Linked DNA regions of Mus musculus: regions 2 and 3 are each linked to region 1. A link is a loop called in an ENCODE intact Hi-C map of the cell type or tissue named here. Cell type or tissue: heart. All regions are shown on one strand.

The links. A loop is a pair of places that touch in the nucleus more often than their neighbours do. Peaks named below come from ENCODE experiments on the same cell type or tissue, not always from the same donor. Only the 100,000 strongest peaks of a DNase experiment are listed, where the experiment ranks them.
Region 2: it touches region 1 in a loop (13-fold over the local background); 14 of 42 quality-filtered maps call a loop at or near these places.
Region 3: it touches region 1 in a loop (5-fold over the local background); 14 of 42 quality-filtered maps call a loop at or near these places.

The regions. Positions count from the first base shown.
Region 1 is chr11:77,097,086-77,105,085 of GRCm38, reverse strand. It overlaps Efcab5 (EF-hand calcium binding domain 5), which reads left to right. Exons shown (of 18, transcript NM_176965.3): 15 at 735-988; 16 at 1,573-1,856; 17 at 2,196-2,292. Among named protein-coding and RNA genes, the nearest start is that of Nsrp1, 23 kb to the right of the region's middle. In heart, a CTCF peak has its summit at 4,772 (motif pointing left); DNase peaks (open chromatin) are centred at 4,755 and 7,895; H3K27ac peaks cover 131 bases; H3K27me3 peaks cover 326 bases.
Region 2 is chr11:77,443,176-77,451,175 of GRCm38, reverse strand. Ssh2 (slingshot protein phosphatase 2) reads right to left here. Exons shown (of 15, transcript NM_177710.4): 14 at 954-1,788. Among named protein-coding and RNA genes, the nearest start is that of Coro6, 17 kb to the left of the region's middle. In heart, CTCF peaks have their summits at 3,038 and 4,426; DNase peaks (open chromatin) are centred at 1,765, 4,315 and 6,125; H3K27ac peaks cover 758 bases.
Region 3 is chr11:77,211,877-77,219,876 of GRCm38, reverse strand. Ssh2 (slingshot protein phosphatase 2) reads right to left here and starts at 3,452. Exons shown (of 15, transcript NM_177710.4): 1 at 3,362-3,452. The coding sequence starts at 3,424. It also overlaps a transcript of Efcab5 not described here. In heart, CTCF peaks have their summits at 3,828 and 4,979 (motif pointing left); DNase peaks (open chromatin) are centred at 3,386, 3,696 and 4,946; H3K4me3 peaks cover 2,338 bases; H3K27ac peaks cover 1,709 bases.

The DNA of each region.
Region 1 (8,000 bases):
CAGACCCCACCATGCCTCCGGTCATGTTTCCTGCAGGGAAACTTTCTCTAAGGAAGTGTCCTTCCATGGTTAGAGCCCTTTAGCAGTTTCCCAAGATTAACCTAAATTCTCCCATCTCACAACCCCTCCCCCGCCCCCACCACACACCTAGAGCAGCTGTCAGCCAGTGACAGACACGTGCTGGGATGCAAATGCCCTCCCTTGCCTTGGAATAAGACTTACTCTTTGGTATAATTGACATCCCACATCTCCTTGGGACTAGGCTGGGCAGACAGGATGCTGCTTCCTCAGTCCCTCACGGGCTTCTCCAAGGAGCACTTCCTCATAAGTGACTCGCATGAGTACCCTTGCTCCAGGCTCTGCTTTAAAAAAAAAAAAAACAAAAAAACAAAAAAAAAAAACCAAAAAACAAAAAACACCTTTCAGATAAGTGTAACTCGGCCATGTTAGACAGCAAGGCAGAGCCTCATGGTACAGGGCAACCTGGGACTACTACCTTTAGTGAGCTCGTCAGGGAAGGCGCTCTGCTGAAGGGCTGCTCAACCAGCTCCGTACCCACCTGAGGTGAGCCAAAGTACAGTCATGTGAACTTGGTGCGTTCCGGGGAGATGAGAGAACCATGACAGGTGATGGGGCAAGAGGAGCGGAAGAGGGTAATTCAGGATATCTGGATTTGGAATGCCGTGAGAAGGCCGGTCTGTAAGAGACCTATGCTTATTTGGTTTTGGTTTCAGGGACTTCCTCTTTAAATGCACAGACACTTCAGAAGTTATTTTGGCTTCTTCCGGTGGAGAAACCCACATTGCCATTCCACTTCGCCAGAGAACCAAAGAGGCTATGGGCATCCTCGATGTTAACATTGGCCGGAGCAGGATGCTGCTGTACCAAGAGTATAAAGATCTACAGAAAATGGTGAAGATGATCCAAAACGTCTCCTATGAAATACTGGGCGAATTCTCTGGCGAAATCGAGAAAACTATGGTTATAGGTATTGTGAATATGGTATCAGGGTATATTTTCCAACTAATCATTTCAGAATGTCGATCTTTCCATGTGCGGAGAATCCCCTTGTGCAGTCTTAGCCATGTGAATGTCTGTTCTGTGACCCAGCAAAGGACAAGGACTCATGTCATCATCTTAGTTTAGCCTTCCAGTAAGAGGCAAGATGGCCCATCTGCTGGGAAACACATGAGGGCAATGGATAGCCCATTTCACAAATGTGCAAAGTGAGATTTAGTAAGCAGCAGATGGTAAAAAGCTGAGCTTTGCACCTGTTTTTTCCTCCACAATTTGACACCATTTTTTATATATAATGGAGGAAGCCTTCAGCCTAAGCCTTAACTATAAAACTCAAATTTGGGTTTGTTTGTTTGTTTGTTTTTTCCGGTTTTATCCCTAAATAGTACATCAGATATAATTCTATTTTGCTATTTCTTTTTTCATGATCAGAGAAACTAAAGTTGCTTAAAATCACGGGACATGGTTTTCTTTTGCCTGAGAAAAATGGTTTATTATAACATGCTCCAAATGCTGTGCGTGTTATGTTCATAATTAGAATATGTGTAATTCCAGAGATGGAATCGGCAGGAGAGGTGAAGCGGGCTGGGATCCTTTTCTTCCGAACCATGCTGCAGGAGCTGCAGGAATGCCTCTGCCTCCTCGATTCCATGGACTTTGTGTCGCTGCTTCTCTATGAGCACAAATATCATGTCGACTCCATCCTTCAGGACATCACTCTCCAGGAGGTGGAAGCCAATGTGGCCCTGGTGCACGACGTCCTGAAAGGAGTTATTCTGTTCTCTCAGCGGGAGAAAGACTCTTTAAGCGACTTGGAAGAGTGGGAAAAATGGAAGTTTGTGAGTTTGGGGGTGATTTCTAGCGGGCAAATTTTAACAGTGGAGCTCGCAGGTGTGCGGATGCAAGAATCTGCGGCTAGCAAGGAGCATCCTCGGAACCCACACCCGAGCTCTCAAGTGTGCATGCGCATCAACATCTTAAAAGCCCATCTTTTATCCTTTCTCATGACCCCTTCAGACCCCAAACCATATGCCCCAAAGCTGTCCGTGATCCCGACATCTGACCCCAGAGATATGACTGTTGAGGATTTACCTGTCTGGGGCTGTGTATGCTGGTGAGCCGGGCACCACATTTCTACTGAGTGATCACAGAGCTTTTCTTTTGTTCGTTGTTCGCAGCATATTAACAAGTACTTAGTGGAGGAGATTTGTGTGCTTGATCCGACTGCTAGCAACGTGGAGGTTAATGTAGAGCTCGTTACAAGCTATATCCAAGGTAAGGGACTGCCTGGTAATTTAAATATATACTAGAAGCAAAAGTCTGTGAGAGATTTTAGTTATAGAAAAAACAAACAAAAAATAAGCAAACAACAACAACAAAACCAAGATGGTTCTTGAATTGCGTTTACATCAAAGTAAAAATGTTCTTGAGTTTCTAAAAGAAAAGATACAATCTACAATTTGCTCTATTCCCCGAAGTGTCCGTGCCACACATAAGAATTCACAGGTGTGCCTGCTCGTACTCACTCAAAGCTTTTCAATAGCTCTCACTACTAAGGAAGCTGAGTCAGGAGGATCTCTTCAGTCCAGAAGTTCAGGGCCAGCCAGGGTGACATTGCAAGACCTTCATCTCAAAGCAAACAGAAGGAGCTTCAGTAAGAACTGAGCAGTGAACAAAAAGTCTTCTATTTTTGGCTCCAATAAAGACCTGTTAAAGGATCATTAGTGTGTAAAGGCTGGGAGTGTGGCCCCTTCAGAGGAGAGTTGGCAAGAGTGCAGAGCCAGGAGGTTCTCGGGTTGGAGGTAACATGGAACTTGCCAGAGAATCGGCCACACCTAAAAGCAAATACACACACAACAGGCAAAGTCCTGCTCTGCCGTGGAGTCCTCCACCGGACGCCTCAGGCCAGGCGTGCAGGTGAACTCAGTAAAAGCTGCTTGCTCCACTTTGCAGCTGAGGAAACACTCATCTCTGACCTGGTGTGAAAGACCAGGATCTAAAGGACCTGCAAGCCCAAGGCCAGCGCTGCACGTGAGACTCGGTCTCCAAAAGAAAACAAACAAAAACATTATCATCAAGCCGAGCGTGGTGGTGCACACCTTTGATCCCAGCACTCGGGAGGCAGAGGCAGGCGGATTTCTAAATTCGAGGCCAGCCTGGTCTACAGAGTGAGTTCCAGGACAGCCAGGGCTATACAGAGAAACCCTGTCTCGAAAAACAAAACAAAAAACAAAAAAAAAACATTATTATCATCAATAGTGAAGTGGCTCTGTTAGTTCTCTCCGAAGGAAGAATTGGAGATTGGGGTAGGGCTGGGGAGACCAAGCCTGGAGCTAAGCACCCTGAGGACAGATGCAGGTTTCTTCCGGCTCTCTCTCTTCTCTCTCTCTTCTCTCTCTCTCTCTCTCTCTCTCTCTCTCTCTCTCTCTCTCTCTCTCTCTCCCTCTCCTCCACCAAGTAGGAGGCTTTCTGGGCTTCTGTGATACATATATTAGGTTGCGAAGCTCAGAACTGAGAGACCCCAGGGACAAGGAAAAGATAAAAGCAATGGCAGGGATGGGAGCCTCGCCCCTCAGGCTGTAGACATGGGTGGCAGAGCACTGAGCTTGTGGTGTGGTGATGCCATCAGGATGTTGCTAGGACAGTGAGGCACTCCCAGAAGCCTAAGAGTGCCTGGGGCTCCCAGAGAATTAGTGTGCACCATGAGTAATGTGAATCCGGTTTGAAACTTCTATTTGGAATTCTATATGAGCAACAGTTCATGTCTCTGAGCTCAGTCATGGTAGCCTACATTCACAGGCACCACACAGATCTGACTTCTAAGGATCGATCGTTGAAGGGAACAAGTAACATCGGCAATCAGCAATAAAAACAACTGGATAGTGTTTACTGTTTGCTCTGTGTGTGTGTGTGTGTGTGTGTGTGTGTGTGTGTGTGTTACTGAATACTTGCTCGGTAAGCACTCTACCACCAAGCTAGACCTCCTATGCTCTGTTTACTTTTTATTTTGAAAGAGTCTCACTCAATTGCTTAGGCAGGCCTTGAACTTGTGATCCTCCTGCCTTGGGCTCTAAGTGGCTAGGGTTACAGACCTGTATCATTAAGACCTGCCCAGTGTATACTCTCATATACTTTATATTTGAGGACTTTGGAGTTCAGAGAAGCCTGTATCTGTCCCCCAGGATGCCTAGCTTCAACCTCAGTCTCCCTGGCCCTACCCCCACCTTTAGTCTCTGGTTCCTCCTTTGGGGGAGAACTAACATCTATAATGAACTCCAGCAGACCAGTTTGTCTAATTGGTATTCTCCCTGTGACCTTGTTCCTCTTTGACCCCGCCAACTTGCCAGCCCCTCCACCTAGAGCTTAATGCCAGGATTCCTTGTGTTCCTGAGTGATGTTCCCCTTCTTGGACAAGGACATAGGCACCCACCGATCTTCAATCCAGTCCCTCTGACATAAGGAATAAGCATAAGGGACAGGCCTTGCCATTCTACACCCTGCAGGTGTGTGTCCTTAATAAGCCCATCCCCCAATCTGGGGAGCTGCTAAAGGCTCCTGTGGCAGGACACAATGCCTCAAAGGAATCTCTTTAGACTCTGCCTCAAATTTGCCTGTTAGAGCCACCTGCTCTGCTCAGAACACATGCAAATTTCCACCACTCGCCCAGTCTTTGAACTCTAGCCTTTCCTTCAGCATCCTTGACCACGGAAATACTGCGTTTTGCTTTCCGATAGTGCCCTCGTGTGGCAGAAATCAGAACTGCAAGTTATAGACCGGGACGCAGCCAGAAACCAACAATTGGCAGGTTTCCCTTTTGAAACTAACAACCTTTTAGTGTTATCAGTCTCTGTAGCAACCAACAAAGCTATTAGGTCACCGGGATATATCAGTCCCCTCTCATTTAGATAAAATTCTATCAGGAAATTCTAAGTTCCATTCTTGAGAAAAGAGAAAGCATTCTTTGGGTGCATCTTTCTGTTTGTGTCAGGAGAGGACCCTTGTGGCAGGGGCAATCTATTATACAAAGTTTGTGTGGCCTTCCTGCAGCTTTGAAAAAAAAATCGCCAGGCGTGGTGGCGCACGCCTTTAATCTCAGCACTCAGGAGGCAGAGGCAGGCGGATTTCTGAGTTCGAGGCTAGCCTGGTCTACAAGGTGAGTTCCAGGACGGCCAGGGCTATACAGAGAAACCCTGTCTCGAAACAAAACAAAACAAACAAACAAACAACCCCCCCCCAAAAAAAAAAACAGGCTATGTTAAAAAAAAAAATCTCTTATTCAGGAAGCATGAGATGGTACCGGCAATATCTGCAGGTTCTCTCCGAGATTGGACATGCCGGGAAGAGCATAGGATCTGGAGTGTGGTTGATAGACACCCCACCCGGGAAAACTGAGTGTCCCTTTCCCAGCAGGAACCATCTCCAAATAGCTTCTTGGTTAGGGATGGAACTTTGTGTCCGCTTCCCCTTCTCTGTGCTGGGATTTTGTCTAGCTTGAACGTGTCACAGTCTCTGTGAGTTCGTACGTGTAGCAACCTTGTCGGGTCTAGAAGACGTTGTTCCTTGGCTTCATCCCCCACCTCTGGCTCTTACAGTCAGTCTGTCTGTCTGTCTCCTCTTCCACACAGACCTTAAGCCTTGAGGGGAGGAGTTCGATAACAGTGTCCCATTCAGGACTGACAGCTCCAAAGTCTCTCACTGGTCGTCCTTACCCAATAGCAGTTACCTTTCTCCTGGCTTTTCCTTAAGTGCTGGGTCTAGGACCGAGGGTCCCACACTTAGCTGAGCAAGCCCTTGACCTCTGTGCCCTCCTCCAGTAGTGGTTGTCTGAGGAAGAGGATTTTATGTCTGAAAACGTTTTCACTTCATCACTCGTACTTGATTTGAACTTTGCCGGGGAAAATCCTTTTGAAGACATTTAGGAGTTTTGGGGACTCAGGAGGTTCTGTTTGACTTCCTCTCTCTCTGTCACCAGATTGGGGGAAACTCTTTAACCAGAGACACATTGATCCATTCATTGTCTGTTTTTTGTTTTGTGTGTGTGTGTGTGTGTGTGTGTGTGTGTGTGTTTTAAATGAGATACCTCATTTTAAAAAAACATGAGCTTCCAAACTTGGGACATAGGTCGTTTTGTTAGGGTCCATGCCACACATATGCATGGCTGAGGGATCAACGCCCGATCCCACAGAAAAGGAGGCATGGAGGCCCCAGCCTGCAACGCCAGCACTTGGGAGGTAGAGGCTGAGAGGCCTTACGCTCACTTAAGAGCTTGAGAGGCTTAAGAGGCCACCCTTGAGTCCATAACAAGTTCAAGCCAGCCTGTCTCGAAGGAAAGCAAGAGACGCATAGATCACGTCACATACACTCGTGCGTTCTGAACTACTCCGTTTGGATAGTACACCAATCATTAACACTATCTAATTTTATGACATTTTCAAAAGTAAGCTGTAGCCCATTAGTGCTGGCTCCCTCTTCTCGCACTCTGTTCCCGAGCAACCGTGTATCTGCTTTCTGTCTGTCTGTTTGGATTTGCCTGTCCTGACTTTTGGTACAAATGGTATTATGCAATCGGTGGTGTCTTGTTTGCTCATCCTAGTGTTTGCAGGGTTCGTCTACATTTTGGTGAATGGTAGTTGTTTATTCCTGAGTTATCTATACGTGGATATGCTATAGCTCACTTATCCACGTATTGGATCATGGGCCCCTGGGATCTTCGTTTTTTTTACTGTTGGGATTGTGTTACCAGGACTGTTTTGTTTACAGTTGTTTTGTTGGATGGTGGTGATTTTGTTTTGTTTTGTTTTCTTTTGTTTTGTTTAAGAAGATGAGTATTCTGTTCTCTTGGGCTCAGACCTTAGGGGTGAAGTGGTTAGATCAATGGCAGCTCTTCTGTGTAACTTTTGTGTCTCTATGGCCTTTTGACTTGCAAGGCTGCTATTGAGATGTGGGAAGCCTTCCTTGTTTTCTGAGTTTGCACATGTTACTTGTGTTTTGCTTCTCCTTTATCCCCAGAGCTGTGAGATTTTGTGGTGAGAAGCCTTGGTGTGGCTGTTTCCACCCATTGGTCTGGGTTCTTGCTGGGTCTCTTCAGTTGTGAAATCTAGGTCCTCACCTCCTGGATACCTACATACATAGCATCAAGGGTGCTATTACAGCTGTGCAAGTTGTGCGCTGCACAAAGCCCCCCCCCCCACCCACACACACACCTGAGTGGGCAAATGTCCGCTCACTCTCTAACCCGATTCCACTGACTGAGCGCTGTGCCTGCCTTGACTTGATGCTACGTCTGCTTGGAAGGGGGCATCTTTTTCTTCACAAACCTCTTCTCTGCTCAGCCAGCTGGAGGGTAGTTCATGTATCCAGCACAGGTGACCTGGAGGCTGATGGTGACCCTCCTCTCCCTTCCTTCTGTTCCTTCTTTCTAACACTTTATTCAGACATTGGGTCTCCTAGACTCAATCTTCAAAGTGCTATTTTTAGTGGGTAGAGTACAGCTTAAGTCGTAGAGCTGGCGTGCACAAAGCCCTAGGCTTGATTCCCCATGTCTGCAAATAGGTAAACAAGCGTCCTGGTTTCTCTCCCATCCCCTGCCCTCCTTTGTGCTGCTTTTACTTTTCCTATTTATTTATTTATTTATTTATTTCTCTGTTTTTTAAGTTCTTACCTGCTAAGCTGTGGATTGGGGCGGTGTGAGCGAGAGCCCCTGCACCTCTGTTCACATTTCACCTCGGGTCTCCCAGGGCACTGATGATTGCAGTCTTGCAGTGTTCTCCTCCCTCTCTTTCTCCTTTGGTGTTTGAATCCCTGCATCTCCACGTGATGATTTGCTGGTTTGAAGAGTGAAGTGACTTCCTGTGTGCACGCTTCTCTAAGTTCTTTATCTTGGACCGTTGGCTTCTGGTGGGACTGGATTCTTCCCTTACTGTCTGGACAGGAAACAGCCTCTCTTCCCAACTCCTAGGGCCTGAGGGGGAGTCTGCGGGCCT
Region 2 (8,000 bases), 350 kb before region 1:
AATTTATCCTCCCAAATGACCGTTTGCTTTTTAAGCTCCATAGGACTGGAGACAAAGTCTCTGGTCAGCATCACTGAGCTCAGCACAGATAATCTTGCTACTCCAGCAACTATTTACAAGTGTCTAGCTTGTGAACTTCCGGAGACAAAATGTTTCCCAAACAAACCCATCTTCTCAGATGCCATTTCACTCAGGTGGCACTGTGGCACCTCATCACTGCTCAGCTTTGACCTGAGCCCCAGGGTCCACAGAACTGCCTTTGGCTAGTTCTATTCTGGCATCATCTCCTTTCAGAAATGCTTCCAACAGGGGATGGAAAGATGGCTCAGAGGCTAAGGGCACTTGCTGCTTTTGCAGACAACCTGAGTTTGATTCTCAGCACCTACATAGTGGCTCACAACCATCTATAATTCCAGTTTCAGGGAAACTGAAGCCCTCTCCTGACTTCTGTGGGCACCAGGAACACATGCAGTGCACATTTATACATGCAGACAAAATATCATAATGCACATAAAATAAATCTAAAGTGACATCAAAGCCTAAAAAGATAAAATCCTTAAAAAGCCTCGTTTCAAAGGAAGGTCTCAGCTGGATTGTTTTACCATCTACTAGGGAAATCTTTACTAACATCAAGAGTGAATCTAAGGGCTGAAGAAAAGGCTCAGTGTTAAGAGCGTGTACAGAGGACGAGAGCTCAGTCCGCAGCACCTATGGTAGGCAGCTCACAAGCCCCTGCAACTCAAGCTCTCTGGGCACCTTTGCTCATGTGAACTGCCAGCTCACACATATATTAATGAAATAAAGGTTAGGGCCGGGGGTAAAGCTCAGTGGTGTAGCCTGGCTGAGCATGGGTGACCCCCTACCCAGCCTCTCAAAGGCATTAACACAGCAAAGTCTCCAATAGTTTCTTGGGTGAGAATTTCATTAAATAGAAAACCATAAAGCAGTTTTACCTTCGACTGGTCCTCATCCACAGAAGACTCTTCAGAGGCGTGGGGCGTATTACTCAAAGAGCTGCTTCTCTGGTCATCAGCTGCCATTTCTGAAGCTGCCACTTCTATCACTGACAAACGACAGCCCTCACTCCTTCCTCCACCTAATTCTTCTATCCTTGAGTGAGAAAAAGACCGAGACCGGGTTTCTTGAGAAAGCTCTACAAATTTCTCCAGGGCACTAAAAAAGTCAATACGATCTGTACTAAAATCTGAGATGGCAGCTTGGCAACTGGCTTGGGGGCTTGGTGACTCCAGATCAGGTGACATGGGGAGGTCTTTCAGTCGAGATGTCAACTCTTCCATTGGCAGTAGGTGGACATTCATGTCTGCTTTCAGTGCGTCTGTCTCCAGATCTTCCACAGCTAAGTCTGGGAACTTGTTGGCAATGTCTGGGGCCTGTCCAGGTTGGAGTAAGGCTTTAGACGCATGGCAGTTGTCAAGAGGGAGTTTTGATTCACTGAGACAACACCCTGATGAGCATCCATTGATGTCATTTAAATTTAATTCATCTTCAATCTGTCCGGCACGAAACTCTTGTGAAGAAAACTCCAAGCAGATGACTCTTTCTTTGGTGTGTAGTCCTTTCTGATTTGCATCTTGTGGGACCACATGTTCCATAAAGACGGTAGGCATGGCAGCAAGGTTCTCCACAGTCTTCACCTCAGCGATCTGGTCTGCTGACGTGGTCATCTCCTTCTTGTTGAGCTCGAGCCCAGGTTTACAGATGGGTTCGTGGTGGTCTGAAAGGTCACTATCTGAATGAGATCTCCAGAGTTTGTTATGCCGCTGTTTGCTGTGAACAACACAAACAGGTTTGTGAAAACAGTCAACATCCTTCCTGGGGAAACCACACCCAGAGAAACTTATCTCCTGCGAATCCTTGCTCCTATTCACTGGACCAAGACAAAAGAACACTGCAACTTATATGAACAAAACCCAAAGCAAACAGCAATAATGGCTAAGATCTGAATTGTTTCTCGAGACAGAGCTTCACTAGAGTCCCGGCTGACTTGGACGAAACTCCTGCCATCTCTTGGGTAGACCAGTCTGCCTCAAACTCGTAGATATTTCTCTGCCTCTGCCTCCAGAGTGTTGAGATCTGACTTTTTTTCTGTAATCAGATTAATGGTACCTGAAATTGTTGTTAACAGTCACTATTGATAATCAAGTTCTCTCATGGCATGGGTAAGTGTGACCTGTTGACTTCAATCTTTTTAACGTCTTTTACTGTGTTAATGATGGGACAACAAGTGGAGATATGAGGACAACTTGAAATAGTTGGTTCTCTCACTCCATCACCTGAGTCCTAGGGAATCTGTCTCAAGTTGTCAGGCATAGTGGCAAGCACCTTACCTGATGGGCTATCTCACAGGCCCTGTCAAGTGTAGCAATAGTTCTCCAAATTTAATCTTTAAATAATCAGTTCTTCCTGTTAGAAGTTTTCTTGAGGAAATATTTTAAGGGTATATGGTTTTTACACACACACACACACACACACACACACACACACACACACACACATATAACTGGGGTTCAGTTCCTAGTAACCACATAGTGGCTCAAAACCATCTTTAACTCCAGCTCCAGGAGATCTGATATCCTTTTCTAGCCTTCAAAGGCACATGGGTACCAAACATACATTCAGGCAAAACATCATACACATAGTGGCTCAAAACCATCTTTAACTTCAGCTCCAGGAGATCTGATATCCTTTTCTAGCCTTCAAAGGCACATGGGTACCAAACATACATTCAGGCAAAACATCATACACATAAAATAAGATAAATAAATCTGCTCCTCTCAAGACACAGGGATCTATGTAGAAGAGTAGGCAGAAAAGATTATAAGAGCCAGAGGTGGGGGAATGACTTGAAGAAACAACGTCTTCCAGACATGACAGGGCTGCCTCACATACAAACTCAGACTGTGACAGCACACACAGACCTGCATAAGTTCAGATAAAACCTCTCAGCACAGAGAAAGGGACACAAAGTCCTATTCCTAACCAAGAAGCTATTTGCAATAGGTATTTGCTGGGAAAGGGGAAATCAGTTTTCTCCACTAGGGTGGCACTGGATATATCAACTATGCTCTAGAGCAGGCTTCAACACAACATGGGTACTATGGTTTTGGGGTGCTATTTGTCTTACTGGTTTTTGTTTGTTTTGACCTATGCCATCTTTTTTTTTTTTTTTTAAAGAGGGAAAGAAAGGTAGGAAGGTGGAAGAAGATTTGGGAGTTGGGGGAGGGGAAGGAATACAATCAAAATTTACACAGTTTTTTAAAAAATTAAAATATCTAAAATCTTTAAAAAAATGTTTAACAATTTAACCAGAAATAAAACAAAACAACCCCCCAACCTAAAGAACATATAAGTTACTCAAAAAGCAATAATCTTTTGGAGGTTTATTATTGGAATAAGAGCTTATGTATTAGCTTTTGTTGCTGGGCAGATGTGGGGGAATGGTGATCAGGATCCTTCTTATTTTTATTTGTGAGGATGACCATAGAGGTCAGAAGAGGAGTCAGATCTCTAGAAGCTACCCCAGTATGGGTGCTGGATACCAAAGTGGGTTGTTGAGCCTTCTATCCAGCTCCCCCGTGATCAGTCTTTTGTATGTGTTTGAAACAGGATCTATGTGGCCTTTGCTGACCTGGAGCTCACTATGTAGAACTGGCTAGTCTTGAATTCACAGAGCTCCACCTGCCTCTGCCTCCTGAGCGCTGGGATTAAAGGCGTGTACCACCATGTCTGGCTAAGGTGATCATTAAGTTAGAAAATAAAGGAGGCCTAGTAAATGTGGATTGAATATGCTGTTATAGAATGAAGAGGATGAGTATAGAGGACAAGCCTTTCCCAAAAGATCTTAGAACTTGAGACAACACTTAGGAAAATGTGGTCCAAAGAGGGCTCTTTATCAACCCCAGAGATCACTACATAGTCATTCTTTGGTTATTTCATGAAGTGCAGTCTGAGATGGGGACAAGTTTACTTCAAACTACATGCTTATAAAGGAAACACAATTATCAAAGCCCCAGCCAAAATATCTCAGCTGCCTGTACCGTTGGTCAGGATCACCTGCCCAGGGATTAGATCCTAAATATGGTGCTTGACAGTCCCCATGATTTAATAGCAGACAAAGAGTTACCTAACTTCTGGGTGGAAGGGGAAACTCAGTTTCAAACAACTTGCCCGTGGCTTGGGGCCACACGAGGGTTCTGCTGAGTCATGTGCCTACACTGATGTGACCCTGTTTCTTCTCAGCTCTACACCTGCTCTCAGCTCCCTCTGCCGTCTGCTGCTTGGGTGGGGCGCTCGACTCAGGCCTTCACAGCAGAGGGTGCTTTCCGTCAGAGAGAACAGGTCAAATCTGTTTATGAAGACAAGCTATAATCAGCTGGCTGGGTGTACAGTAGAGCTTTACCCTTTTCAAGCTGCATGACCTCTAGCCACCCCTAGGAGGAGACAACATAACACATATCACACATCTCAAGTAAGGGAGAGGCAAGCTGACTGCTTTGAGAAAGCATGGACTAAACTGTATTATTACCAACCAAGGCCAGTTTGCTTCCTGTGTGAGGTTCTTTTCTTAGTTCTGGAGGCCTTTGTTTCCAGGCCTAAATACCACCTGTGCTTTCTGATTTCCACACTGTCACTCATTGTGGGGTTGTGCAAATGGGTCTTCTCATTCAGCACCATAAGAGAAGTCCTGTGATGATGGCTGAGGAGACAGCTTGGAGGGTAGCTGTTCTCAGCCATCTGACAAAGTATGTCAGATATAAAACAGCAGCTGATAATTAGCCAACAAACAAATGAGAAGTTTCCATAATCTCAACAATTCCCCAAAGTATAGTTTTTTGTTTTTGTTTTTGTTTTTTTAAATGCTGGCGAATTGCTTATCAGTCAGGGCTGGGGAGATAGCTCCGTGGTTAAGAATGATTGCTCTTGCAGGGGAGTTAGCTTCAATTCTTAGCACCCACATGGTGATTCACAACCATCTATAACATCCAGAGAATCATGCCCTCTTCTGACCTCCATGGGTACCAATCATGCATGTGGTGCATAAACATGAACATAGGCAGACACTCATACATACAAGGAATAAACCTAGTACACTGAAGTGCTGTATCAGTCACGAGGGGATACAGATGGGAGCTGTGCTAGTGAGGAGCGAGCTAACATCACAGCCTGCTGCTCAGCAGGGACTTCCTTCTCTTCTTGGGGGTTGATGATCATCAGAAAATACTCCTTTGAGCCTTGGGAATACAATTGACACCTACTTATAAGAGAGTAAGAAATAGCATTGGAAATGTAAATGAGGAAAATACCTAATAAAAATATTAAAAAAAGAGAGAGAGTAAGAGAAAGAAAATCTAATCCAAAGACTGGCCTGAGGCAGAGTGGTAGGCACACTAACACAGTCCAGCGACCACCATCACTGCTACAGCACCACAACCTTCACGTGCTCCCTGCTGACCTGTAACCTCCTCCCTCCTGAGCTCTGTGCTGATCATCTGTCCCTTCCTCTCCCTTAAAATGTTATTGCAGGTGGTTTTAAAAATTAACTAATTTTAAGATCGAATCTTACTACACAGCCCAGGCTATCATGCAACTCACTATATGAAGAGCAAGCTGGCCTTGAATTTACTGAGATCTGCCTGCCTCTCTCTGCTGAGATTAGGGGCATGCCCACCACACCCGACCATAAAACATTATTTTGGCTAAAATGTTTTCAAGCTCCATCACTGTATGTAAATTTATTTTCATAAAGTGAAATAAATGTTTCACAATTAGTTTGTCCATATGGTTGACAAATAGTCTTAGCTACTATAAACATTGCCAGGGACATTCTTGTAGCTGCTAAGACTTCAGTCTCTCAGAGGTGTCATGCAATAGAGTGTAATATATGGGTCATGGGGCATGTGTGCATCACTGGTTTGCTGGGAACACTAGATTGCTTTTCAGTTAGGCTCTGCCTGGTGTATTCTAATGCTTTGACATGGACAGTACTTGGCACACAACAGTAGATCATATCTATTATTTTAAACTGGTAATTTCTAATCCAGCTGACCCCCACCTCCCATTCTAGGCAGGCAAGTAAATAAACAAGCTGCCAAAAAGGAACTTCAGAGTTGGCTTATGGCCTAGATGATGCAACCACGCCTCAGATCTCCCCTCCTTCGAGTGGCCCCTGACCTGAATTTGGAATCATGTAAACACAGGCACACATATGACTAGGCTACTCTGGGAAACAGTTTAGTTTTCTTATTTATTAGATGAGCAGAAAAAATGTAATTGATAAGATATATAAGACATTCTATTCTCTTCCTTCTGCTTTCTTGCTACATGTTAGGTAATAGCATCAACTCTTTAAGAAATGTATACAGAAGAAAGTATTGCTAGAAGTGTAGGGCTAGGAGACTGAGGTTGGCCGTGGTTACCTTCTAGGGGACTAGGAAAGCAGTGTTGGCACTTCCATGAGTTGTGCATGGTCCTGGATATTTTCAATTATTTAGCCAGAAAGCTATTTTAAAAAATCCTTTTAAGCCACAACTAGGCTTGGCTGTCATGGGACCAGAAATCCATGTCCTTTCATTTCAGGCTCCTTGCTCTGGGCTGACAGCTATGTCTAACTAGACTGCTCTCCACCAGAAAACCAGGATAAGAAGAGAGCCCTGCTATCTCTGGCCCTCATAACCAAAGTGGACATGTCTGAGGACATGACATACAAATTCTCTCTAGCTTTCCTCCCTAGTTTTCCTCCTGTCCCCTTTACACTGGAACCTAATACCAAAGACACATGGTTCAACTTGCAAATGGTCTGCTTGAAATTTGAACCTGTCTGATAGAGCATAAATCTGGCAGATGCTTGTGGTAGCAGGAAGAGCTTTATAACTCGCTCTTCTTGCTACCACCCCACAACTATTAAAACAGAAAAAAAATACAACATGAAAAATACCAACAGTTTAATTATACCATCCTTCTTAGGTCTTCAAGAGGAAGAGTAAACCAGCCTTTTCTAAGCTACCAATGATATTTTGAGAGATGTAAGAAGTTCTTTGCATTTCTGACATATTGCTGTGGCCCTCATGCTCTCACTAAGACTGTAATCAACTGAGATGTTACTATAGAAATAGGTTACTCAGAGGTCACTGCACCAAGAAGCTCCCTCCAACAGACAACAGCTGGCACAACCAGCCAAGTACCCAGCGCTGCTCTGTGTAACTACAGTTAGAGGATGCTGGGATCACAACTCTTACTCTCTGAGAGCCACCATGTGTTTCCTATGATGTGAAAACAAGATCCAGAAAAAAATACTATTAAGGAACAACCAAACTTTGGAAGTTGTCTCTGTCTAACTGCCTTTCAGAGAGTTCCCCCTTCCTCTGTAGACCACTCCACACAGGTGACACCAGTGAAATGGAGGGACAGTGAGGCTTAGTTGGATTTGGTTCTAGAACATTCTTTATGAGCAGTCCTGGCGGTCAAAAGTGGCCTAAATGATATCCCTAACCTGGACATCACAACACAAGAGATTCCAGAGATACTTTTCATGCCATTTTTCTGGGGAGTTGGTATGACTGTGATGGTTGGAGGCAGGTTAATGTCAGTGGAGAAGGAAAAAAAGAACATATATGAATGTATGCTTTTTTGGTAATCATGGAGAGAAGAAATGATGAGAAACAACCTTTAACACATAGTGGTATATATATATAAAGAATGACTTAAACACTTGGGAGATGAGGCAGGAGGCTTAGGTGCTTTGACTACATAGTAGGTTCAAGGCTAGCTTAGGGTATGTGATAGCCTGTCTTTAAAAAAACCAAAATGTGTTATTTTATGAAAAAAAAAAAAAACCCAAGAAACCAAAAACAAAACAGTAAACAGAGATCTACAGACAGGGTCTCTCTATGTGGTCCTTTCTGTCCTAGAGTTTGATATGTATACCAGGCTGGCCTTGAACCTACAGAGAACTGCATGTATCCAAGTGCTGGAGTTAAAGG
Region 3 (8,000 bases), 110 kb before region 1:
CAAAGGCTAGTTTGAGAGACACCTACTGTGATATACATCTTCATCACCATCACTTCAATATTACCTTCAAAGGTTAGACACATTTTCATTTGAATTACAACTCCAATCGCTTACTTACTGAGTGACACAGTACACATTCCTTAAATATTCCTTGTCTCAGTTTCTTCATCTATAAGACAGGGATAAAAGCAACTTTCCAACTTTCCTTTGGCACATTGTAAGGAATAACTGAGTTAAATCATGAATGTAAAGTATTTAGCATGATGCCTGGAACGGATGAGAATCCAAGAGAAATAAATTGTTGGTATTCTAATTACTACTGCTATTAGTGAACTTATATTAATCTGAACCCAGACAATACTTATGACCATTATAAACTGGTTCATGTGTACATTACTCTTATTGCCCTCACTGCCTCTATGGTGTCTATATTTGTCTTCTACCAACCCTGCTACCCAAATTACATCTTCTGATAGACAGATTAATATCTTATATGACTCAGTATCTGTGATGGTCACTCATATCTAGTAGGTAATTGTATTAGGTTGTTTTTCTTGATCCTTGACCAAACACCTAACAATAAGCTGTTTAAGAGAGGAAGCACTGGCTTTGGTTCAGAGTTCACAGATACAGTCCATCAGGGAAGGGAAGGCATGGGAGGAGAAATTTGCTAACAAGTGGGCAGATGAGGAAACAGAGAGAGGGAGTGCTGGGCTCTGCTGGACTTTCCCTTTTTCTTCAGTCCAGTACCCACCCCATGGGACAACAGTGCCACAGTTAGGATGGGTCCTCCCTCCTCAGTTAAACCTCTCTGGAAATATTTTTCACAGTAAAATTGACATTGAAGATTAACTACTACAGTGATCAAGTTATTTATGCTTAATTTAAAAATGCTGAAGAGCTGATAGTACTAATATGTCCATCATTAAAAGAGTAAATCTTCAGCTTCACAAACTTCAGTTGTTCTTTAAAGAAAAAAAAGTCAACTACCTTTTGCACTCTTCCTCACTTTTAAAACCAAGCAAGCAACCAACCAACCAACCTATTCATATAGTAAGAGATAAAACGGCAAAATACATGCATGTCAGACACTGTAGCACAAGGACCACAAGACAACTGAGCTGAGCACAGGTCTGGATGGAATCAAATAGGAAGACAATTTAAAGGGAAAGAGAAGCGGCCTGTCAGCCACACTAACAATGCTGATTGTTACTCACACAGCAGTGCCAGGATTTCTCTACACACAGGGCCAAGTATAAACAACTGCAATCATCAGACCAGGGCATATAGAACTATCTGTCATTTAGCTTAATAACTGAGTTTACTACTCAATATTTACTATAGTAAATACTACAGTATTTACATGACCAATCTTAATTGCCTACCTATGCCAAAATGACTATTAACATTCCTCAAGATTCTAAAGTATTCCAAGTTTTGACTAATAAAGCCATGTCAAATAAATATGGCTTTACCAAATATTATTCATTTACTTCAAGACAACTGATATAACAATAGCTTAATAAATGCTACTGTAACATAAAAGGTTTTCAGCAATGCCCAGGGGAAATAGTTTTACAATACTGAGTTCTACTTCAGTATGTTATCTACTAACCCTTGATTGCTTTCACAGCCAAAACTAGGCCTGGTAACCACAAAAATCAAAGGATTTACTATTGGAGTGAGTTACTATGGTCTGAAGATTTTCTATCAATTCTGAAAAATCTACCATAAAGTGGAAAAAATCCACTCATGAAAATGCTACATATTTCTACCCCTCTCATATTTGCCTAGAGCAAACCCTAAAGTGTTTCATCAGTTCTGAAGTACAATTATTCTCAAATCACAGAATCATAAAGCTTTAGAAAGTCCAGCAAGCCCCCCCCCCCATGCAAGGATTCTTTATATCACCTGTCTGGCCAAAGCTCCCCTGGCTTCTGCTTGATACAATGTGTGCTATTTTGCAAAACAGTGCACTTGATTTTTACAAACGTCTTCCCTAAACTAATGGAAATGTGCCTCTTTAAACTTCTACCCACAGATTTCAGTTTTGTATCCTGTACCATCACAAGGTGAATAGAGTAATTTCTTGAATTAGGGTAGTCATACAAAAACACACAAGAAAACTCACAAAGGAAGAAACTACCACAATATGCAACAAAATTTTGAAATTCAGGAAACTATATTGAAATCACAAGGCAACATGCTTTCAAGATATCAAACTCCTATCTCAGTTAACAAATATTAATGACCCAACTTTCTTTCATACAGTGGAAAGTCATGGTGTTCACTGAATGCCTCTTTGCAACTTGACACTACTAAATCTAATGTTAAAACTACAATTCTATATGAAATAGTTCTTCAATTGCTCATATTTTCATCTAGATGCCTGTTTTTTTTTTAAGACCCATTTTACCACACTGGTGCAATGCTAACACATGCTAGCAGGTATTCACAAATATGAAGCCCGAGACTAGAGCTATAAAGGAGTCATGGTGGAGGTGAAGGCATAGAAAAGCCCAGCAGAAAAAAAAATGCTAATTGATGAGTGTTTTCCTTCTGGAAACATGCTTTAGCGACACAGCATTTGAAGTCATGAACCATCCAAGCACAACCCATGAGCAAGAACGATCATGAGCAATGAGTGGAAGGCATAAATGTCTATAAGATGGAAATGAATTGGCACTGGTTATCAAGCAGCACCAGAAGCTTTGGGTTCTCACTGAGAAAGGTAGAAGTCCAAGAAGCAGAGATCACTGCCATCTTTTAAGGGTGGGAAGAAACCAGGGAGTAACTACCACCGAGCAGTCCAATGAAGCCTAAACTGTACGGAGCACAAGAGAGATGCCAGGGACTAGAGAAAGGCACACACAGGGCGAGACGGAAGAAGGATGCGCAGTGCACTGACTGGGTCCCTGAAACGGTGTGCGTAAAGGATATGGGTGTGGGTCGGGGGTAACCTAGGAGCCCACCCTTCCTCTCCCTGCAACAGAGCAACAGAGGGTAAAAGAAGGGGGGAGGGTGAAAAGCAAGAATGACTCATAGCCGAAAGGAAGTGCTCAAGCCATGGGAAGCATGCTACGGGAGATTTCTGAGCCAGCGCTGTGAGGGACTGGGTGCTCCGGGTGATGGAGGTTGGGGAAAAAACAAACAAACAAACAAACAAACAAACAAAAAACCCCAACGTCTGGCAGTCGCTGCTGCTCGCCGGTAAGATGAGGGTGTGGGGGGTTCGCAGCAGCCTGAGTGCCAAGGCCTGGGAAGAGGCGCGGCGCGTGCGCAGTGGCGTTCGGCGGGACCCGCTGAGGCAAAGCGGAGCCGCAGTGACAGAAGCTGGGAGCTGCCGCCTGGAGGGACTCACCGAGGCGCAAGGGCTGGAGGTGGTGCTGGGGGTAGGCGACCGCTGGACCGTGACCAAAGCCATCTAGGTGCTGCTGGGTTGTTCCGGGCAGGGCATTCTCGTCCTGAGTGTGGGGGGCGGGAGGGTGACGGAGCCGGGATGGGGGACGATGGGTGAGGCGTAGGGACGAGGGAAACGGAGAGGGAGATGAAGCCGCGGGAACGGCCTCGGGCTCCGCACCCACCACCGGACTCTCTCGCCTACTGACGCGCCGAACGGGCGGCGGGCGGGCAGGCGGGCGGTTCGGCAGCTGCGGGGCACAATGAGCGCTCCCAGTGCGCAGGCGCCACCTGTCAGCAACCGCCTCTCCCCTCGGCGCGCGCCGCCGCGGCGGCGTAACCCTTAAGTTGCCGGAAGCGGGCGGGCAGGCTGCGTGCGCCGCGCCTCGGGCCGCCGTCCCCTCCCGGGTCAGCTCTCGAGCCCTACTGCTGCCCCTGCGGCTCTGTCTGTCCCCGCTGCGCGGCGTGGGGCGAGCTGGCCAAGGAGCCCTGGAAGGCAGCCAGCCAACCGAGGGTCCTGATCTGGGGGTGGGGGTCGGTGGGAGAGCCGCTAATCCTCACTCCAGAAAGACAACCATTTTATGAGTGGGGCGCGCAACCTTAGAGAAAAACTGAGGCGAAAATCCTGAGGCGAACACGTTTTCTAGTGGAAAAGGGCTCCGCAGGTGCTATAGACGCTTTCTCTGGGCTAGACCCGGGAGACCAGCCCTCCTGCTTGGACCTGGCCCTCAAGAGGGCTCCGTCTTAATGAGCTTCCCCACCCTCCTCATCATAAAGGGCCTCAGGGTTAACGACCAGACTTTTCCTAAGAAAGATTTTTCCCCCCGGTGGTAAACACTGGAAACTTCGTAGTAGCCTCAGGCTTCCTTCCTCTACAACCTGCCTAAAGTCAGTCACTGTACCTGAGATGCTGAGGGAAGGGGCGGGCACAGAGAGCTGGACCCTGAGTTGGAAAGCTCCAACCTGCTATTTTTTTTTTAAAACCTCTCAATTGCTTCCTACTGTGAAGATCTCCACTAAACAAAGATCTTTTGATCATTGAGCTTTTTTTCTTTCCCCCATAAATTTGACTATTTCATAAATGCAAGTGAAAATGTAGAATTAAAATATTTTAAAGGAAGACATTTCTAAATGGTAAACTGCCAACATCAACCAAGCATGTAATGGAAAAATCAAGACTAAAAAGAAAAGGAAAAGTCACGCAGTGCAACCCGTTGATATATTTACACAGAGATAGTTGAGGGGATGAACTGGTAAATACCACCATCCATATCAAAGCTGTAGAAAACACTCACTTATGGACTCCAGTTTCTAAAGCCCACCTCTTTCTGTTTGTCACTCAAACAATCTTGGATCTCATTGCTCCTTTTAAACTGATAGGGCTGTCATAAGCTCTTTCTGGTTGCTGTGTGGTTAAGTGACACAAGAACCCTCTATGCTGAGTCTTTGTTCTCTCCCTGGGGCCCTGTGGTTGAAGTAATTAGCAGGGAGGTTCCATCAAGAGTCACTGAGGGTCCCTGTACTGTGCCAGTCCTCTGTAGAGTGTAGTGCAGAAAAACCAGTTGGTAGGCTTTTGCCCCCTGGTGGTGATCAAGACTGCCTATGAGATGAGAATTGAAGAACTGTGGTTCACAGATGAGAAACAACGTTATCCCCAGAGCTCCAGAGTGAACAGGAAAGAGAAGGCAAGGTTCAGAAGTAAGAACTTTGAACCAAGACTTAAGAGACTAAACAAAAAACTATGTAGAGAGCCAAGATGAGAGCTAAATGTCCCCAAATAAATGTATTTATAAACCGAAAGAGAAGTATTGTCCAAATCAGTAATTCTCAGTATGTTGATTTTCCTACTGATATGTGGTTGACAACTTGGGTTTTCTTCTATATAGTGGCATACTCTAAAGAAATTCATCTGGAAAAGGAGACATTTAAGTCCATTAACCTTACAATGAGACCAAGCACTGCTGTGAGTCAGACCTAGCTTCTAGTTCCAGCTGTGTAAAACCTTATGCAAATGAGTTGAACTTTTTGAGCTGTAGTTCCTTATTCTCTATGATGAAACCCTAACTTACAGGACTTTCATAATCAAATGAGATAATGTATACAAATTAAAAGGTCCTACATGCAGTCAAGATAATTTTCTATTCTCTGAAGTGTATTCTGAGTTCATAAAGGCCTTGTTGAATGTATATTATGTACAGGAAATATCTTCAAGCAAAAGAAAAAAATGAGACATGGTCCATGCTTTTTCTAAACTGTAGGTTAATGGTCAAGATATATATCATCTGTAGTTAAGTATAGAACATTTTTGTTCAGCATGTCTAAGGTGATGAAATTGGGTTATAAAGTACTCAACTTGTACAGTTTGTATCAAGAAGTTGATTTATTATCATATAAAAGAAATGTATCTCAGTGGTATATTAGAAACTGATACTTGAAAATTATTGCTGCATATTATCTACTGAGAGAAAGAGAATGTTAATGTATGTTATATACTAGGTACTCTTTTGTTTTTCATTTGTGCATCTATGCATATGTGGTGGAAATGTGTGTGAGTGTAAAGATGTATGTGCCTGTGGATAAATGTGTAGAGGAAAAAGGTCAATGTCAGGTGTCACTCTGTTTGTTTGTTTGTTTGTTTGTTTGTTTTCCAGAGATGGGGTCTTTTACTGGACCTGGAACTCATCACTTCAGCTACACTGGCTGGCTAATAAGCCTCTGGGATGGCTTGTCTGATGCACCGGGGTTACAGATGTGTGTCAACACTGTCTTTCTTTTTCTTTTTCTTTTTTTTTTTAAACTCTAATTTGTATTTTACCTTAACTGTGGAATGGGGAGCATGCACATGTCATGGTTCACCTGTAGAGGTCAGAGGACAACCCATGGGATATAGGTCTCTCCTTCCATATTGAGGATCATCAGGCTTCATGGCCAGGACCTTTACCCACTCACCCATCCCCACTGGTCCCCCCATGGCTATGTTAAGGAAAAAATAAAATAAGTGTCTCAAGGGTTCATAGCCTATGATCAAGGATAGATAGATAGATAGATAGATAGATAGATAGACAGACAGACACACACATACACACACACATATATATACATATATATACATATATGGATGTATATACATCAATAAATAATTGAACTATAGTTTAATGGTACTATGGATTCAATCACCTTTTCTAGACTCTGAGGAAAGTATTGTAGACATAGGAAAAGTCTAGATAAAATATAAAGTTACTTAAAAACAAAGATTGGATTGTCAGGGTAAATGTTCTTTGTATAAAATTAAATTTTAGGCTTTGGCTATAGATTCCGAGATAGCTCCTTTTTTAATTGGCCTGGATTATAGAGAAGAAATCTGTTTTCACTGTGCATTTGTTACCCGTTCTTCTCTGGGATCCATGTTCCTGATGGATCTTCTAATGATCTGAGAGGTGATATCTACTATGAAAATCCAAAAACCCTGGACTGTATCAACTTAATTTGTTTCAAGTTTTTGTGTCTGAGACTTGGTCGTCTGTGCCCAGGCTGACCTCCAACTAGATCTATAGCAGAGATTAGCCTTGAGCTGCTGATCCTCTTTCCTCTCCCTCGCAAACGCTGGGATTGTAGGTATTCATCACTAAATTTGGCAGTGATAGATTAATTTGGGAAAGAAAATCCAAAAGTAGGATTCTCAACAGAGCCAAAAAGATGAAAGAACATCCTAGTTCTGCTTACAGCTCCTTCACTCTTCCTGTTTGTAGGACCAGAGGCCTGATCATGATAGTGGAGTTCATCTCTCCAGGAGTGAAATTATAGGGGGATTTGAAATTTCTGAAGTCAACTGGTTCTTAAGCTTCAAAAGCAATTGACCTTTTCTATAGGAAGCTACTTCTCCATGTTTTACATAGCCACGACATTTCAAGAAGGACCTCAGGTTAAGAAGCAATGGCTCTCAGTCATTTTTTTCTCCACATCCTGACAGCCATAAAAATATTTGTGTGACACACTGGGTAAGTTAAAAAGAGTTAAAGACTTGGTATTTGGGGAAAAATTCATTTTCTTTCTATCATATACTTTTTAAAAAACAACAGCAATAACAAAACCCTCAAAACAGGGTCTCTAGTAGCCCAGGTTGGTCTTGTACTTACTTTGTGTCTGACACCTGCAGTGCCTGGTCCTCCTACCTTAGCCTTTCAAATACTGCAATTACTAGCTTATGCACCATGCTTGGCTTAATGATGTATACTATTCGTAAAAGATAAAATAAATGATGTATCAAGGATATTAAATATTTAATTTGTATAAGTTTCAAAATAAAATCTTTTTAAATTTTTGGAGTATCCGAGATTCCTTCTGTAAACATAGCATGTTTTAATATACAGTTTTATGACTAAAATGACAGCGTTCATTATCTATGAAAAACTGTAATGGTGACCTCTTCAAATTATTGGTAGCCATTATTGGTAAGAACTTAGTTTATACATGTAATTAATAAAAACTTAAAATAATTCTCATTTTAACATTTACAAGTATCAATATTTGTCTCTTATAGCTCATTCTTTCCTTTGTCCAACTAGAAGATAGAATGTGAAAATTTCTTGTGATAATGCGAC